Regions from separate parts of the Homo sapiens genome. Here regions 1, 2, 3 and 5 are each linked to region 4. The links are chromatin contacts, found by Hi-C or POLR2A ChIA-PET in ENCODE. All regions are on one chromosome and are shown on one strand. The core of a region is the stretch at or near the end of the contact, and the rest is flanking DNA. Distances in the headings are between cores, read along the strand shown.

The links. Hi-C counts contacts between places; a loop is a spot of excess contacts on that map. ChIA-PET counts read pairs that join two places held with the same protein, here RNA polymerase II (POLR2A). Pooled maps may share reads with other maps.
Region 1: POLR2A ChIA-PET joins it to region 4 with 16 read pairs in activated T-cell. The contact joins the enhancer-like site here to the promoter of RECK in region 4. POLR2A ChIA-PET finds 5 or more read pairs at or near these places in 3 of 52 experiments (AG04450, HEK293 and activated T-cell).
Region 2: a loop to region 4 is called in a map of gastrocnemius medialis, with 4 times the contacts of the local background. The contact joins the promoter of RNF38 here to the promoter of RECK in region 4. A Hi-C loop is called at or near these places in 1 of 168 maps with a recorded cell type or tissue (gastrocnemius medialis) and 6 of 50 pooled maps. POLR2A ChIA-PET finds 5 or more read pairs at or near these places in 2 of 52 experiments (BJ and Panc1).
Region 3: a loop to region 4 is called in a map of head of caudate nucleus, with 3 times the contacts of the local background. The contact joins the enhancer-like site here to the promoter of RECK in region 4. A Hi-C loop is called at or near these places in 1 of 168 maps with a recorded cell type or tissue (head of caudate nucleus) and 7 of 50 pooled maps. POLR2A ChIA-PET finds 5 or more read pairs at or near these places in 2 of 52 experiments (Panc1 and WTC11).
Region 5: a loop to region 4 is called in a pooled map, with 3 times the contacts of the local background. The contact joins the enhancer-like site here to the promoter of RECK in region 4. A Hi-C loop is called at or near these places in 1 of 168 maps with a recorded cell type or tissue (gastrocnemius medialis) and 1 of 50 pooled maps. POLR2A ChIA-PET finds 5 or more read pairs at or near these places in 4 of 52 experiments (BJ, H1, Panc1 and 1 more).

The regions. Positions count from the first base shown.
Region 1 is chr9:35,693,717-35,697,352 of GRCh38, forward strand. TLN1 (talin 1) reads right to left here. Exons shown (of 57, transcript NM_006289.4): 57 at 3,232-3,636. Among named protein-coding and RNA genes, the nearest start is that of TPM2, 5.6 kb to the left of the region's middle. Within about 2 kb of position 1,380, at least 20 of the 41 ENCODE cell types and tissues checked have a DNase peak (open chromatin) inside an H3K27ac peak, as active enhancers do.
Region 2 is chr9:36,398,564-36,402,034 of GRCh38, forward strand. It overlaps RNF38 (ring finger protein 38), which reads right to left and starts at 1,706. Exons shown (of 12, transcript NM_022781.5): 1 at 1,534-1,706. The coding sequence starts at 1,545. LOC124902152 (a long non-coding RNA gene) reads right to left here. Exons shown (of 2, transcript XR_007061475.1): 1 at 3,331-3,471; 2 at 2,902-3,022. RefSeq lists an enhancer at 1,666-1,735 and silencers at 1,946-2,275, 2,306-2,765.
Region 3 is chr9:36,327,029-36,330,957 of GRCh38, forward strand. No RefSeq gene overlaps it. Among named protein-coding and RNA genes, the nearest start is that of GNE, 71 kb to the left of the region's middle. Within about 2 kb of position 1,948, at least 2 of the 41 ENCODE cell types and tissues checked have a DNase peak (open chromatin) inside an H3K27ac peak, as active enhancers do; they include Panc1, where a contact is called at or near this core.
Region 4 is chr9:36,035,525-36,039,260 of GRCh38, forward strand. It overlaps RECK (reversion inducing cysteine rich protein with kazal motifs), which reads left to right and starts at 1,389. Exons shown (of 21, transcript NM_021111.3): 1 at 1,389-1,574. The coding sequence starts at 1,475. RefSeq lists silencers at 1,309-1,508, 1,519-1,668.
Region 5 is chr9:36,381,556-36,384,993 of GRCh38, forward strand. All of the region lies in intron 2 of RNF38 (ring finger protein 38), which reads right to left. Among named protein-coding and RNA genes, the nearest start is that of RNF38, 17 kb to the right of the region's middle. Within about 2 kb of position 1,621, at least 3 of the 41 ENCODE cell types and tissues checked have a DNase peak (open chromatin) inside an H3K27ac peak, as active enhancers do.

The DNA of each region.
Region 1 (3,636 bases), core at 130-2,629, 340 kb before region 4:
GGCTCAAGTGCTCTCTCCGCCTCAGTCTCCTCCAGTAGCTGGGACTACACATGTGCACCATCATACCCGGCCCTTTTTTTTTTTTTTTTAAATAGAGATGGTGTGCCACTATGTTGCCTAGGTTGGTCTCAAACTCCTAGGCTCAAGCTACCCTCCTGCCTCAGCCTCCCAAAGTGCTGGAATTACAGGCCTGAGCCACTGTGCCTGGCCGATAATTGGCAGTTTCTTAAGGGGCAGTTGCAATGTAGAATGTGAAACCATATCAGTGACCTTTTTGTACTGTTAAACTAAAATCCGTTGTTTTGGCCAAGTGTGGTGGCTCACGCCTGTAATCCCAGCACTTTGTGACGCCAAGGTGGGTGGATCACCTGAGGTCAGGAGTTCGAGACCAGCCTGGCCAACATGGTGAAACCCTCCCGTCTCTACTAAAACTACAAAAATTAGTCAGGTGTGGTGGTGGCACACGCCTGTAATCCCAGCCACTCGGGAGGCTGAGGCAGGGGAATCACTTGAACCTGCGAGGCGAAGGTTGCAGTTAGCCGAGATTGCACCACTGCACTCCAGCTTGGGTGACAGAGCAAGACTCTGTCTCAAAAAAAAAAAAAAAATCCGTTTTTCTGAACTGCACCTGATTGGATCTTTTACCCATGCATAATTTTGTAACACCGTGCATTCGTCATATGGAAAATAATTGATTCACTGAGCTATGCAAATCTTCCAAATATTAATGTTTCATTATACATTATTTTAAAAATCACAATAGGTTTCAGGCCAGGTGCGGTGGCTCATACCTGTAATCCCAGCACTTTGGGAGGCCGAGGTGGGTGGATTGCCTGAGCTCAGGAGTTCGAGACCAGCCTGGGCAACATGGCAAAACCCTGTCTCTACTAAAAATACAAAAAGTTAGCTGGGTGTGGTGGCGGGCGCCTGTAGTCCCAGCTACTCAGGAGGCTGAGGCAGGAGAATTGCTTGAACCTGGGAGGTGGAAGTTGCAGTGAGCTGAGATTGCACCACTGCATTCCAGCCTGGGGAACAGAGCGAGACTCTGTCTCAAAAATAAATAAATAAATAAATAAATAAATTTTAAAAAAATCACAATAGGTTTCAACAGTAAAGTCTTTGTTTTTCTTCATAGTATTATACTGGAGAACAGTAAAGTCTTTAAGTTTTAAATTTTGGGAAGCTGTGAAGCTCATGTAGCAAATACAAGTGTTCCAAAATTCGATTTTTCACTTGAAAGCTTGAATTATATCATTGGCAACAAACACTGTCAGATTTTTCCCTGAAGTGACAGACTCACTTTGTTCCTTTTTAGAAAAGTTCTGCCAGCTACCTAAATCTGATAACCACAGTTTGTCGGCCATTCTTTTGAGTAAACGTGGCATTCCATAAAAGAGCAGCTAGTTCAGCTCACAACTCAAAGAATGGCCTAAGTTATTTCCTCCAGAAAACCATCATACTTTGGTATGCAAAATGTCTTATGCATACTTCCCACTTTATCAGACAGAATGTTGAAAAGCCTTTTCCTTAAGGATTAAGGTTTAATTAAATTAATACATTTAGGCTGGGCGTGGTGGCTCACGCCTGTAATCCCAGCACTTTGGGAGCCTGAGGCAGGCAGATCATGAGGTCAGGAGTTCAAGACCAGTCTGGCCAACATGGTGAAACCCTGTCTCTACTAAAAATACAAAAATTAGCTGGGCATGATGGCATGTGCCTGTAATCCCAGCTTCTCGGGAGGCTGAGGCAGGAGAATTGCTTGAACCGGGACACAGGAGGTGGAGGTTGCAGTGAGCCGAGATCACGCCACTACACTCCAGCCTGGGCTACAGACCGAGACTCCGTCTCAAAAAAAAAAAAAAATTTTTTTTTTTTACTTCATCAAGGACATTTTTTTTGAGTCTTGCTCTGTTGCCCAGGCTGGAGTGCAGTGGCGTGATCTTGGCTCACTGCAACCTCCGCATCACAGGTTCAAGCAATTCTGGTGCCTCAGCCTCCCAAGTAGCTGGGAATTACAGGTGTGCACCACCATCCCCAGCTAAGGAAAATAATGTCTTGGTATTTTTATGAAAATAATTTTGACCTATGGACCCCTGAAAAGGTCTTAGGGAACCCTAGGGGTCTGAGGACCACATTTGAAGAGCTGCTGGTTTAATAGGTTTTAAAGCCTCTCCCCAGATGGCTCCCAAGGTATCACTAGTGAGAAGTATGTGATTGGTCCCAGTTCCTGAGGACATGACAAGGAAATGGTAACAGGAGTAAGCAGCTGTCCTGGGCTCCTAGCTGGAGTTCAAAGTCTAGACTGCCACTTGTCGGGGAGGTTATAGAAGGGATTTGATCTCCAAGGTCCTCAACTGATACTATGACATTGAATCTGGGATTAGGGAGCCCCCACAGTATGTACTGGAGTTGCCAGTCCTCTGCGTCAGAGAAGTGATAATACATCTCAATTTTCCAGTGCTTAGCACAAGCATGGCTTAGTAAATATTGAATGAATGAATCACAGGTGATAGGAGTGATGGTAGGAGGTTGGCACCATCCCTAATGGGCTGTCCTAGAGTTCCATCTACTTTCTTAGAGAAGGGCTCTCACTCCGTCACCCAGGCTGGTGCACAGTGGCACCATCATAGCTCACTGCAGCCTTGAACTCCTGGTCTCAAGCAGTCCTCCTGCCTCAGCCTTTTAAGTAGCTGGGATTAGAGGCTCGAACCACCGTTACCAGCTACATTCCATCTACTTCAAGCTTTCCCTAATGTGGTGGGAGTAGAAGGTGTTAGTAGCAGATGGGTGGCGTTTGTGTTCTACTTGAGGAAATAATGTACTGGGCGGTAGGGCTGACTAAAGAATCACGCATGAAAATAGTTGCCAACCTAAGACGACTGTCAGAGAGTCCATGCATTATGGACAGAGTGGCTGGATGGGGACGTGGAAGCACACAGCATCCACCTCTCTGACTGCCTCTTTCCACTGACCCACCAGATAAGCAGGGTGGCTGGAACAGGGCTGCTAGCACCTTCCTGGCCACTAGGGGAGCTCTGCCCCCTCTAACAATAAATTCTCACACCTGGGTCAAGCTCTTCACTTTTAGCGCTACCCTAGGCAGGAGTGTCCCAACCCAATCAAGAGCGGTGCCTACCCGAGGCAGCCTCAAGTTGGGATTTTTCTGCTTGCTAATGGCTTCAATCAGTTTTGTGGCCATAGTTCTCTTAGGCTCAGACACTTACAGGCATATTATTTTTAGCAAAGCTTCTTTTGAAAATTTGAATTTGGTCAAGGACTGGATTTGTTGACATACCCTGAGTAGCTATGAAGAACAGAATGTCCTGGTAGCCACAAGGAACTGTGGTAGCTGCTGTCCCAGCAGCAGCAGAACGACACTTTGTGAGGCTTAGGTGCTGGCCAGGGAGGTGAGGATAACAGGAGTATGACTTCTCAGGCACAACTTCCCCATTGGATAACTTTAGGGTCCGGGTGCAAGGAGGAAGGGACCTCAGGTGCAGACTGCCAGTCTTCCCCTCTCCCATTTCAAGCTGGATCAAGCTGGGTGACAGAATTCAACCCCACTGTCTCTCCTACTGCCCTGGGAGAAAACTTGTATCTCCCTTGAAGCCAGGCAGAGGTTGTAGGTAGAATCAT
Region 2 (3,471 bases), core at 456-2,955, 360 kb after region 4:
TCGTATTAATTAACGTTTGCTGATGAACTAGACAAGAACTATACTGTTCAAATCCATGTTTACAATCTGTTCGCTCTTTCCAGAGAAAAGGCTGTGAGTTAAGTAGAGTAAAATGGAAGTGAAAACTGTCTGACATGTTTTCTTAGCAGGAAAACCAAAACAAACACAACGCAACAATCAAGACTAATTAAGAACTACCTTTCCAGCAAGATGAATTACAAAATGGTGGTGGCCTAAACCAAACTAGAGGTAGTACAGAGAAATAGGTGGAATAAACTAGAAGACATAATCTTGACCAATAATCTTTCCATACTGAGCAAGTACCTAATCATTTCAGAAACTTTTATCATAAGAATTTCTCACCCACACTTTCCACTCACAGCCTCAAAAAAAGAAAGTGAGCACAAACAGAAACAGCCTAGGAATGTAACATGAATTAAAAGCCTCATCCAATGCTGTTGGCAGAGAGACAACAGATCTACACTCTACATTATGATGCTAACAGTCAGTTATGTCTGACTATGCCATCTTGTTTACTCTTCATCAAAAATTAGGTTATTTTAGTAGAGAAAATTCTCCTCAATATTCACCCAGAGTAATACTTGACAATTTAACTATAAAAACAAGATGGGCATATAAAGCCCAACAAGTATGGAAATACGAACTACCTTCTAGAATCACAGACGAAGTCAGAGGTGGAAAACCCACAGATTATTTAAGTCCAACTTTTTTTATATTTTACAGATGAGAGCCTGAGGCCCACATGACGAGTCTGTGGCAGAACTTATTCAACTATAGGCGCTAAGGCCTTCAAATCTCTTAGAAATAAGTCTTACAGAAATATCATAAAAATCAACTTAAAATTGAATGAACAATGTATGATTAGCAGGTTTGCAAAAGGTGAAATATACCATATTATAAATATATATAATATATTATATAATACCATATTATAAATAAATATATTATAAATATATATTTATAAACCCCAGAGAAAGGAGTATCTGAAGTGACACAATTCCCAGGTAAACTTCCAGTCAGAAATTTCATCTTTTTATTCCAAGTGTGTCCCAGCTTCCCACACCTGATCTGACATCTATATGTATGTGGTTTCGTATTATCTCTACAAAAGTTCTATTTCTTCCATTAGACGGTGTTCCCTGAAGATAGGAACAATTTTACTTCGATTCCAACTGTCCCTATAAAAGGGAATTTTTTTTAAAGCCTACATACAAGGTTTGTTTGCTATTGAAAAAAATTTACGGTAAATTTTCAAGTATAACAACACTCGCAATCAAGGCCAAACAGAATACAGCAGACTTGCAACTCTAAGGTAACAACTGTATTATGAGCTTTGTATACATTTAAGTTTTCATACGTTAAGTCCACCGCTTAAGAAAAAAGAAATGGCAATTCATATAATGGTGGCAATAATTACATGTGTGTGTTTCTACTTACGGTAGAATTAGCATACCCAACTTTTACTGAATAATAGCATATATCATTTTTGCAACACAAAGAAAAATACTTTACCTTACAAGCCATACAGACGTAAACAAAAACTTTATTTCTTTTTGGACCTCAATAACCTGAAACACTCCCGTTTCAAAAACCAACCTCTCTCACGCTTCAACCCTGAAAGGAAGAACTTGCATCCCCTGAGAACAAAACGCAGCCTATCCAGAAACCCACGGAAGCAGAAGGACGCCAGAGAGGACCCTTTCGACCGGGTTCCGCGTTCTCCTGGGTGACATCATTTCACCTGCGTCTCGGCAAAAAGGGAGGGAGCGAGAGAGCGAGGCCATCTGCCGGGCAGCGGGCCGGCGGCTCCGCGAGCTGAGACCGCGCCTCCTCGCCACCGCGGGAACAAAGAGCGCCGGGCGGCCGAGGCAAACCTTAGCCCAAGACTCGGGCGCGGCCCCGCAGGCTCTCAACGGCCCGCAGCCCGTCCCGCCCTCGCGCTGCAGCCAACGGCCGCGGCGGCCAGTACCTGCGAGGGGAGGCTCCGCCCTGCCGGGCAGCTCCCGCGGATCCTCGCTGGGCCGCCGCCTCCTATTGTGACTGCTCGCCCAGCCCGCGGCCAGCTCGCCAGATCCGCCGTCCGCGGGCCTCCTCACCCCCGGAACCCCGGCTCCAACTTAGGCACTGTCACTGCGCTTCCTTCCTCCCGGCACCATCACACGGGCCGCGCCAGGAAACGACGGCTGCACGCCCAGAGATGACAGAGTCGCCTAACGCCTCGGAGGCTCCATCCTCTCCGCCCCCACGCCCCAACCGACCGGGCCTCGGCCCCGTCCCGCAACACCGCACTAGGGGCCCGGCCCGGCCACGCCCCTCCCCGCCCCGCCGCGCCCCGCCGCACCCCGCCTCACCCCGCCTCGGCGATCACAGACCCGGGCTCCCTATGCGCCGGCGCACTGGCCTCCGCTGCGCGCGCAGGCGACTCCCCTCGCCGCTAGGCCGCGACACGCGCGGTCCTCCCACTTCTTGGGTCCGGGTCGCCCGTCCCACCCCGTCCCCTCGCCAGCACAAACCTAGCGAGCCCAGCGCGCCAGACCACCGGAGCGCTCCTCCCTTTTCCCCCAGGCTCCGCACCGCGCGCCGAACCCCCTTTGTTTCCACCCCGAGGGGGAAGGGGGCGGGGCGGGGCGGGGCGGGGCTGCGCGCGGCCCGGCGCACGACTCGGACCAGTTCCGGCAACAGAGCTCCGCGCGCAGCACCACTGCGCAGCCCCGCCCCAGCCCGCCCCCCGCTGCCCTGCGGACCGCAGGGCCCTGTTCCAATTCCTATAGATTTTCTCTTAGTAAATTGTTGCTACTGTTCCGTGCCTCCTACCTACAAAACTCCGCAATCAAACAGTAACTGACCTCACGTAGTTCTTACAGCATAAATGCATTCACGTGGCCCGAAAAGTAAGAATTTTTATTGCAGTACACAAAGGTGTCTCTCAATGCAGCAAGCCAACAGGTTCGAACCCAACTTGTCCGAGGCTTCCTTAAGTGTGACAGTTGCTCAGATGTCGCTTGGGGAGGGGAAATAAGAACAAAGATTGAAGCCGGCTTGGCTCCTGTCCTGATAATCACGATACAAGAGAGAAAATAAAAATTTCCACAAAAGCACAATCCATACAAGGAAAAAATAGTAAAGTGGTATCAGACTTAAGGAGAGAGGGCAGTCAAGAGGACATCATGGAAGGGGTGGACTTTTTAAAGCAGAAATTAGATGTTTCCCGCAAGGATGGTGATCATATTTTAGGGTGGTAGAGTAAAATTATTAAGGACCAGTCAACAGAAAACTCGGGTTTTCAAGTTCTAGTTCTTTTGGCATTACTTAAACCAGTCTCTCTTTCCCTCTCTGGGCCTCAGCTGCAACCAGTAGAAAATGGGGGAAATCAGAGTAAATGTTGTTTCAGGACCTTCTGGACCTTGGACATTCTCTTTATGAACAACACTATATGGTAATTATTTATGT
Region 3 (3,929 bases), core at 698-3,197, 290 kb after region 4:
AGGAAGAGGACTTCCAGGCAGAGGGGAATGTGGGGCCCAGTGTGTCTCGGGGAACTGGGAACAGGCTGACGCTGCCAGAGTGTAGTATGCCGGGCAAGGGAGTCCTGGCAGCCAAGGCTGGAGCCATCATCAGGAGCAGGTTAAGAAGGCTCTTGTTGCGAAGGGGAGCATCTAATAAGATTGGACTTTGTCCTGTGGCAGGGGAGAGCCATTTAAGGGTTTGGAGCTATGGGTGGGAGTCGGGGGTAAAGGGGCCACGATCAGGTTGTATTTGAGTGATTCCCTCTGGAGGCTGTGCAGAGGTCTGAATATGAAAGTGAGGGGTACAAAGCAGGAAGCGAGATCGTGGAAAGGCAGGAGATGATGGGGCCTGAACTAGGGCTGTGGAGGAAAGGGAGAGGAAAGGACCGTTCACTAGGCGTTGGGGAGGCAGAAGATGAAAGAGTCAAGGATGACCCTCCTGTTTCTGGCTAGGGTATCCGGTGAATGGTAGGCCAGCAATGGAGCCAGGCAGTACAGGAGAAGAAATGTGTTTGCGGGGAAGTTTGAAGAGTCCATATTTGGATATGTTGAGTTTGAGTGCCTACAGCTGGGGTGTCCAATCTTTTGGCTTTTCTGGGCCGCACATAAAACTCTATCACTAATGATAGCTGATGAGCTGAAAAAAAATTGCCAAAAAATCTCATGTTTTAAGAAAGATAAGGAATTTGTGTTGGGCCACATTCAAAGCTGTCCCGGGCTGCATGTGGGCCCGCGGGCCATGGGTTGGACAACTTGGCCTACAGGATATTCAGGAGGATAACTTCAGGAGGAGATGTTTAGCAGGAAACACAAGGAGAAGTGGGACTGGAGATAGGAATCTCTGTGTTAGGGGAACTGTAAAAAGGTTGCTGATGCAAGTAGGAGAGGATGCACTAGCTCCAGGAAGAGTGCGCAGAATGGGAAAATGGTGAGGGTCATATCCTGGTGAGCCCTGATGGGAACGGGTGGGCCAGAGAAAAAGAAACTCAGGAGAAAGAACTCAGAGAGCAACACTGAGGATTTAGTGAGAGGAGTATCACATGACAGCCAAAGGGCGAGTCATGGGAGCCGCAGCAGCCTTCCTCTGGCCTGTCCCTGCCAGGCCTCCACACCTCGATATGCAGAGAGTCTCACACCACAGAGCAGTCCAGCAGCACAAAGACTGGAACGTGTTTATTAGACCTGACATTTAGGAAGCCACTGGCAAACCTGTGGTTGGGAGAGGCAGGCCTCGGCCGACATGGTAGCTCCAGTCTCAACCGTACCTATGGCACTGTGGAAGGAGCATGGGAGTGGAATTCATATGCAGCAATCAGTCTTGTTCAGCACAGAGGAGGCTTGATTTTAAAGCTAAACAAATTTGCATTTTGGAATGCAACCAAAGCTAGGCACGGTGCCTCACGCCTGTAATCCCAGCACTTTGGGAGGCTGAGGCGGGCGGATCACTTGAGGTCAGGAGTTCGAGACCAGCCTGTCCAACATGGTGAAACCCTGTCTCTACTAAAAATACAAAAATTAGCCGGGTGTCATAGTGGGTGCCTGTAATCCCAGCTACTCGGGAGGCTGAGGCAGGAGAATCACTTGAACCCGGGAGGTGGAGTTTGCAGTGAGCTGAGATCATACCACTGCACTCCAGCCTGGGCGACAGAATGAGACTCTGTCTCAAAAGAAAAAAAAAGAATACAACCAGAAAAAAAAAATCCGTTATTAAATATTCAAAAACCACATAAACTTTTAGAAGCCCCACTCTGCAGGGAATAAACACAACATTGCTCAAGAAGGAATGAGGTTGTAAGCTGTAGCGATCCTGGACTATTCTGGCAGGCAGATTTCTAATGTATGCTTTCCACGAATAAAAGCAATATGAAAGCACATTAACTGTTTATAACCGTGTCAGTCCTGACCTGTGCATTAAGAAGCTTGTACTGTATTTGGAACTTGGTTTTGAACAACAGCGCCTCCTGGTGTAAATGTCATGCATAAATACTTTACTAGCATAGTGGCAATATTCTAATAGAAATATTGCTGCTCTGATACTTTTTTACTTAAAAAGCAAGTTAAAAACATGTTTTGGGATGAGGAAAGTGATATGGAGGACTTGTTTAGGTTTTATGTAGTACAGCATTAGGGATATTGATAAAGCTGTCATTTAAGATGATAAAAATTCATCTGCCCTTGCATTGTACAGCTGTACTTCTATAAAGTGTCACAGAGTGGGGTCTACCACTTATTTTTTTAATGAAATTTATAGCCGGGTGCGGTGGCTCATGCCTGTAATCTCAGCACTTTGGGAGTCCGAGGCGGGCAGATCACCTGAGGAATTCGAAACCAGCCTGACCAACCAACATGGAGAAACCCTGTCTCTACTAAAAATACAAAAAAAAATTAGCCGGGCATGGTGGCGCATGCCTGTAGTTCCAGCTACTTGGGAGGCTGAGGCAGGAGAATCACTTGAACCTGGAAGGCGGACACTGCAGTGAGTCGAGATCGCGCCACTGCACTTCAGCCTGGGCAACAAGAGCAAAACTCAAAAAAAAAAGTTTATAAAATGATACAGAAGATTGAACAATGAATTTCTCAAATTGAACCATTTGTGTAACCAAGCACGTAGATCAACAAATAAAAAATGACTGACAGCCCAGATGCCTCCTCATGCCCTGAACTCCTGTAGGTCACGACTGCCTGGCTAGGGTAATCACGGTCACGTCTTCTCACATCACAGATCAATTCTGCTTGTTGATATTTCTATGACTGGAACAATTTGTAAGAATATTCTCACAAGTATATTGAATAAGACACAAGAGTGTGTTCTTTTGGATCTTATTCAATACATTAGCAACATTTACCCATGTTGCTTGGTGTAGTTGGTTTTCTCTTTGCTGTATAAAAACCATTGTAAAGCTCAACCATAATTTATCATCAGTCCTATGGTCGATAAACATTTGGATTGTTTCCAGGGTTGGGCTTTTATAGCCTGCTATGAACATTATTGTACATGCCTTTTGGTGCCCATATGCATGCATTTTATTAGGAATATACCTAGAAGAAGAATGACTGGGTTATAGCGCATGAACTTTAGTAGACAATGCCAACCAGTTGTCTAAATTGGTTGTTCCAATTTATATTACCATCAACAGCAGATGAGAATTTCAGTTTGCTTCACATCCTCACCAACATATGGTATTGTTAATCTTTCTAATTATAGATATTTTCTGGTGGGTATATGTCATCGTACTTTTTAAAAGCAGCTTTATTAAGACACAGTTCAATTATAGATAATTGCACCATACAATTGATCCACTTACTGTGTACAATTCAGTGGCTTCCAGTATACTTGGAGTTGTCATCCATCACCATAATCAATTTTAGAACATTTTCATTACCCCCCAAATAAACTTTATAGCCTTTCATTATCACCCTCAACTCCACCATCCCCTCAGCTCTAGTCTACCACTGATCTATTAATACTTTCTCTGTAGAGTTGCCAATTCTTAACATTTCATATAAACAGAATCATACAGGCCAGGCACGGTGGCTCACGCCTGTAATCCCAGCACTTTGGGAGGCCGAGGCTAGCAGATCACAAGGTCAGGAGATCGAGACCATCCTGGCTAACACGGTGAAACCCTGTCTCTACTAAAAATACAAAAAATTAGCTGGGTGTGGTGGCGACGCCTGTAATCCCAGCTACTAGGGAGGCTGAGGCAGGAGAGTGGCGTGAACCCGGGAGGCGGAGCTTGCAGTGAGCAGAGATCGCGCCACTGCACTCCAGCCTGGGCGACAGAGCGAGACTCTGTCTCAAAAAATAATAAAATAAAAATAAACAGAATCATACAATAAGTGGCCTTTTGTGTCTGGCTGCTTTCACTTAGCATGTCTTCAAGGTTCACTAGATTTTGATTCTCCAT
Region 4 (3,736 bases), core at 139-2,638:
GTACACAGAAGCAACAGAGTCATCAGAGGAGATGTTTTAGATATTTTAACTTATTCATGTTTTCCTTTTGTAAACTCGAAAGAGAGGATAAATGTAAGAGCCCAAAAACATAAAAACCAACTTTAATATATGGATTTTGTTTAGAACTTGAAAAATTGTAAAAAGAAATCATGAGACAATAAGAAAAATGTAAATAATGACTGGATATTTAATAATATTAAGGAATTTTAAAAATGTTTTAAGTAATTTAGCCCCAGGTGTCTTCATGAGAATTTAAAACGGTGGTCATGCTTTTTCAAAAAAGGAGGAAAAAGGGTTTAATTCAGGAACACACAGAGAAAAAAAGAGACAATGAATTAGCTTTGCTAGCCAGTGGCTTAAACATTCTCCACGTAGCTGCTGGGCTGATGGGTGGGGTGGGACCCACTTCCAACTTGTCTCTTGGACAAAGTCTATACTTCTCAGCCGGATATTCAAGGCTTTCCACATCTAGGTATACAAGCGTTCTCCTATCCTCTTTTCCTATCAGGAATAGGTGCTTAATAGTAACATCAAGGCCAGGCACAGTGGCTCACGCCTGCAATCCCCGTACTTTGGGAGGAGGAGGCTGGGGGATTGCTTGAGGCGAGGAGTTCGAGACCAGCTTGAGAAATATGGTGAAACCCCTTCTCTGCAAAAAAAATATAAAAATTAGCCAGGCGTGGTCACCTGCGCCCGTGGTCCCAGCTATTCAGGAGGCTGAGGTGGGAGGATCGCTTGAGCCCGGGAGGCGGAGGTTGCAGTGAGCCGAGATCGCGCCACTGCACCCCAGCTTGGGCGACAGAGCGACTCTTGCCTAAATAAATAAATAAATAATTTTTAAAGTACAACAAAGACACATTGAGGCTATAGTGCCAAAGAGCTCTAGTGATGAACCCTTGTCAGGGGGCCGTGTCTGCGGGAGGCCGAAGGATCCCGGGTGACATGCTTTCTTTGGGTGCGAGGCAGCGTCTCGGCAGAAAGAATATTGCGAGTATTACTGAGGGTACATGAAGGAGAGAAGCCCCTTTGGTTCGGCCTTGGACTAAGCCCTTGTTCTCAGGTGAACTTGCAGTGTGATCTTGAGTAAGGTCAGTCTCCTCTCTCACCTCAGTGGCCCGAAACCTCAGGAGGTGGCAGAGGTTTTCTAATGACTCTCCCAGCTCTGACATCCTCTGACTTCACTCTGGGAGAACGTGGGCTGGTGGACTCCTGGCAGAAGCCGACACACAGTTGGGCCATAACAAAGAGCCCTGGTACGGGGCACGTTCCCGCCCCCGGGAGGTTTTGGAAACACTGTGAGGCAGGGGGCGGGGCTTGAGCGGGCCGCAGCCAGTCACCAAAGGGCCGGGCGCTGGGGGCGGGGCCTCGCGCGAGCGGCGGCGGTAGCGGCGGCAGCGGCTGCGGCCAAGCTGGGTCCGAGCATCCCGCGGCTCTGGAGCCGCCCGGCCCGGACATGGCGACCGTCCGGGCCTCTCTGCGAGGTGCGCTGCTCCTTCTGCTGGCCGTGGCGGGGGTCGCGGAGGTGGCAGGGGGCCTGGCTCCGGGCAGTGCGGGTGAGTAACCTCCAGAGCAACGGTTCGAAGCTGTCGGGAGCGGCCGCCACAGCGCTCCAAGATGGCGCGGGGCAGGGGGCGGGGGTGCGCGCGACCCCCAGACCCTGCCCACGTCCGGCGACCCCGGGACCCCAGGTCTCAGCGCTCCAGAGGCTGGTGCCGAGGCGGGGCGAGTGAGGAACTCTCTCCGCCCCAAGATCTTCTGGGCGGTGACTCGGGTTTGAGGCCTTGGTCTGTCACCCACCGACACGGGCCCCCTCTTCGGCACTGACCCCTTCGCTTGCCTCTGCTGCTTGTCAGAAAAGGGTGCGATGCCCCCGCCCAGGATCGTCGCGAGGTTTAGATGGGATTTCGGATACGCAGCCGCCCTACCGCGGCCCTAGTTAGTTATTGTTACTTGTTACTTGACCCGCACTTGGTTCATAACGACCTTGGTGGCGGTGAGCACTGACGGTCCCCACAGCCCGCGTGGTGGGTCCTGGACTCGGGCAGGAGACATTAAAAATCAGTAAACCCTGTCCCCCGGGGGCTGGCAGGCTTGAGGAGAGAAATTCTTGCTCTACAAGAACTAAACCAAGGATGGATAGGAAACTGTTAAGTGCTTATTGATTGCTTCCCGCTTGCTGGCCTTTTGAGTGCACGCCGACTCCTTCCGTCCAAAAGCTCTCTCGGTAGGAGATGGGGTACAGCAGGAGATTGAAGTAACTCGAATTCAAGGCAGAAATGTCCAGAGGAAATGAAGGGCCATGTATGAGTGCACAGAGGGAGAGAGGACATCGACCTAGGATGAGTGGAAAGTGGAGTGATTCCCCCTAGCTGTACTAGACATTGAAAGATGGCTAGGACGTGTGCATGCAAAAGTGGTGAAGTGCATTGCTTACAGGGAGACAGGCAGAGACACCTTAAAAAAAAAAAAAAAAAAAGCAAAGTCAGCCGGGTGCGGTAGGCTCTCCCCTGTAATCCCAGCACTTTGGGAGGTGGAGGCGGGCGGATCCCTTGAGCCCAGGAGTTCGAGGCCATCCTGCTTAACATAGTGAAACCCCGTTTCTACTAAAAATACAAAAATTAGCCGGGCATGGTGGTGTATGCCTGTTGTTCCAGCTACCCGCGAGGCTGAGATACGAGGATTGCTCGAGCCCCGGGAAGTTGAGGCTGCAGTGATATGCCACTGCCCTCGGAAGTGAGACCCTGTCTCAAAAAAAAATCAAAGTCAGTTCCAACAGGGGTATTAACTATAGCTAGGTTTCAAATTTAGCTGTAAACTATCCCAAAGAATAAAAGAGAAAATGCTGTGTATTCTTGGCTAAATCAGATTACTTTCCTGGGCCCCATTTTTCTCCCTGTTAAATTAAAAGAGATTGAACTGAAACACTTACAAAATTATGAAATACTAGTTGTCCATTCTCCTCCCACAACCAGTCAGTTCTGCAGGAGGTAGTACAGTGGAGTGGTTAAGAACATTGAGCAAATTACTTAGCTTTAATCTTTTTGTGCTCAAATAGCCACATTTATTATAAATGGTACCTCACAGATTTTATTATGAGAATCGAGGTAATACATGTCCAGCATTTAGCGTAGTAAGCAGTGAAATATTAGCTATTAAGTATGTTCGGGAAATACTGCAGATGGTACCCTGTCTTATAAATTCACAAAACACATTAGATTCACAATAAAGGGTCCAAGGATTCCTGTGGTAAAACAAACAAACAAACAACAAAAAAAAAAACAAGAAACTTTTTTGCTGGGGGAATGGCAGTGATTGCTAATGAGTATGAAGTTTCTTTTGGGAGTAATGAAAATGTTCTAAAATTAGATAGTGGTGATGGCTACACAACTCTGTGAATATACTAAAAACAACTGAATTGTACATATTAAAAGGGTTAATTTCATGGTATACAAATTGTAGCTCAATAAAGTTGTTAAAGAAAGAAACTTGTTTGCTCATAAAATTCTTTTTTTCTTCATAACACCTAAAGCGCACTTCAGAAAATGCTGGGTTAGTTGATTTCTAAAGGCCCTTCTAAGCTCTAAAAGTTCATGACAACATATAGTTTGCATTGTTTGATAAAAAAAAAAAATTCCAAGTTTGATCTAAAAGTGAGACATGTTCCTTATACTAAATTCTAGGAAGCATGTATTGCCTGGTTCCTTACTAAAGGACA
Region 5 (3,438 bases), core at 371-2,870, 350 kb after region 4:
CTACAGGTCACTCTAACCCAGTGTATTGGTTAACAGACTTTCTTATAAGATTCCCTTCTGCTGAATCCAAATTTTTAGACAAAGCTTTACTCTATAAACCAACTGCAAATTACAGAATCTCATCTCTGAATCCACCTAAAATCTTTAAGTCCTCACTTCAAGATATTCTGTGTCTTTTCGGTTTGAAACAATGTATACTTTCCATGTATTGATTTATGACTTTGTAACTCCTGCCTCCCTAAAACTGTAATTCGACTGTAGTGGGTACATTTCCTTGGGACCTCCTGAGACTGTTTCCCAGACCATGGTCACTCATATTGTCTCAGAATAAACCTCTTTAAAATGTTTTCACAGAGTTGGGTCTTTCCATTAATACCTATGCCAGTAGTTCTCAAACCTTCATGCTTCAGAAACACCAGATTGCTTGCTGGCCTCACTCCCCCGTCTCTAATTCAGAAAGTCTGGACCAGAGGTCCATGAACTGTCATCTCTACTATTATCCCAGGTGATGATGCTTGGATAATTTAGATTTTGAATTATCAGGCAGAGAAGTTCTTTCCCTCCTCTCCTTGTTGATTCTAGGCCAGTGGACCAACTTTTCAAAGTACCAAGTGTTGACAATTTAAAATTCATAAGATGTTGATTCAAATCTGGTACAAGTACTGTCTCTATTATTTAATAATATAGAACGTTGTACAGACATTACAGTATAGAACACTGCTACAGATTTAGGGATCAAGGGAGGTCAAAGAGGTCATAATGGGAGGAAGGAAGGAAAGGCAGGTTTTATGCTTAGCATTAAATCTGATAAAAATGAGTCTAGGAGTACACCTCTATTAACACCAAACCATTTTTATTACCAAAACATCAACAGAAGTGAAATGAACCTGAGGCAGGCATAAGAATGCATTCCATAATTCCAGATGAACAAGTCAGAAGTCATTAAAGGCTAAAGAAAAACAATTTTATATGTAATATATATCTTGGGTTTATATATATATCAGCAAGTCTTAGAGATAATAGGAGATGCTGAGCCAGACAAACTTTTCCCAAAACAGAAACAGGTTTCAAGTTCTACTCAGTGACTACAACATGCCTCTAATGGCAACCACTAGTGAGCCCTAAGGACTTCCTTCCCAAAGCAGCAAAGAGGCAACTTGTGTGGGGAAATGGAATTTCTCAAGAACCTGGTCCTCTTTCTAATCAGTCAGGACTACTCTTCACCTTAGATTTACAAATAAGCACAGCATGAGTTAAGAATCTTCAATTCTCCTTTAAACTCCCAGACTTTCTCTACTTGCCTTAATTACCTTTAACAAAAATGAAGTTTCTTATTCCACAATTAAGGAAAAACAGTTAAATGCAAAGGGCCCAGGAAGAGCAAACTCTCACTAAATTTTATTCATTTTAAATAAATGTGAAAACACTTAGAAATCAACACTCTATATAAGCAACTTGTTACTAAAAAATAAGACAAGATCCTTTTTTGTTTTGCAGAAGATGGATATAAGCTGGGGAAAGCAGAAAATTAAGAATTTTATATTTGGATCACACAATAGTTTACAAAATGACTTCTAACATTACCTCATTTTATTCTCCACAAGCTGAGGTTTTCATTTTTAAACTATGTCCAGATAATACGTAAAATGTGGTTTTTTGGTTGCTGAGACAGAGTCTCGCTCTGCTGCCAGGCTGGAGTGCAGTGGCGCGATCTCAGCTCACTGCAACCTCCGCCTCCTGGGTTTAGGCGATTCTCCTGCCTCAGTCTACCAAGTAGCTGGGACTACAGGCGCGCACCAGCCAATTTTTGTATTTTTAGTAGAGATGTATTTCACCATGTTGGCCAAGACAGTCTTTATTTCTTGACCTCATGATCCGCCCACTTCAGCCTCCCAAAGTGCTGGGATTATAAGCATGAGCCACCACGGCCGGCCTAAATGTGTTTCTATTAGTGAAACTGAAACTTTTTAAGGCAGTTCAGTGAACATGCTGCCCTTGAACTACATAATGTACACAGTCTCATTTCACATAGGACTTTCATTTGATGTATAATTCTTATACTCCTCAGATCACAATTTTGCAATGAAATTCTGTCTCTCAACCAGACAACTAATATATTCTCCTGAAATGTTATTTTACTTGCAGATATAGAAGAGGCTCTGAATGTTGTTTTCAAAAGTTACCATGTTGTTTTCAAAAGTTACCATAAACATGCAGAAACAAAAAAATTTTGCTCTTTGATACGTGCCAAGTTTTTTTTTTTTTAAACCGAAGCCCAAAGAAAATAACAGTTTGATATGCAGTGGCTGCTCAGAAAGGCACTCTAGTAGTATAACGTATTGCAATCACACCATGATGAATAGTAAAATACGGTATTTTCCTATCATTGGCTATAACTGCTAGTCCACCAAAACACAGGAACTATAAATAAAGTGGTTTCCTAAGTCTAAGGAGGCCTGCATGGCTAGTATTTGAGTAACAGACTAGTGATGTTATATACTATATTTTTCACAGTTCCTAATTACACAAAACATCACTGGTTCACAAAAACTAATTTAGCTTGATGCTACAATTGTAAGTATCACTATATTTCTACCAGAATACTAGATTCTACTCATGTATCTGTAACTATAATAATTTTAAGCTATAATTATAGATAAGAGACTAAAACAAAAAATCTAAAGTATAAACATGAAACCAGTGAAAATAGGAAAGATACTAAAACAACCTGAAATCAAGAGATCCTTTGAGAGATACCCCGCCTGGAGGTGTTCTGTAAACAGCTGAAGCTCAGAGGGTAGGAATATAAATTTAGGAGTGTTGATATACAGATCATCATTCATGAAGCTGCAGACATAGACAAAATTGCCCCTCAAAAGTTTATGTAATGAAAACAAGGCCCAATACGGAAACCTAAGAAACACCAACATTTAATGCTGGGTACTTGATTAGCAGGAGGGTGGAGTGTGATGGAAGCCAGGCGAAGGAGGTTTCAAGGATGCAGGATGAAGGGCTGAAAAATATCCACCAGATGTATTAGGTGAGTGCAAAAATAACTGCAGTTTATGCAGTGTTGGAATTTGCCGTTTGGTATTGGAATACGTTCTTAAATAAATGTGGTTATGTTATATATCATTTTAATGGGAATTTCTCACTTTATGTTCTTTGTTAATGACTTATTACTTGCTATTTATGTTTATTTTAGGCTAAGGAAATGATGTTAGACAAAAAGCAAATTCAAGCAATTTTCTTATTTTAGTTCAAGGTGGGTCATAAAGCAGCAGAGACAACTTGCAACATCAACAATGCATTTGGCCCAGGAACTGCTAACGAATATACAGTGCAGTGGTGGTTCAAGAAGTTCTGCAAGGGAGGCGAGAGCCTTGAAGATGAGGAGCATGGCTGGCCATCAGAAGTTGACAATGACCAATTGAGAGC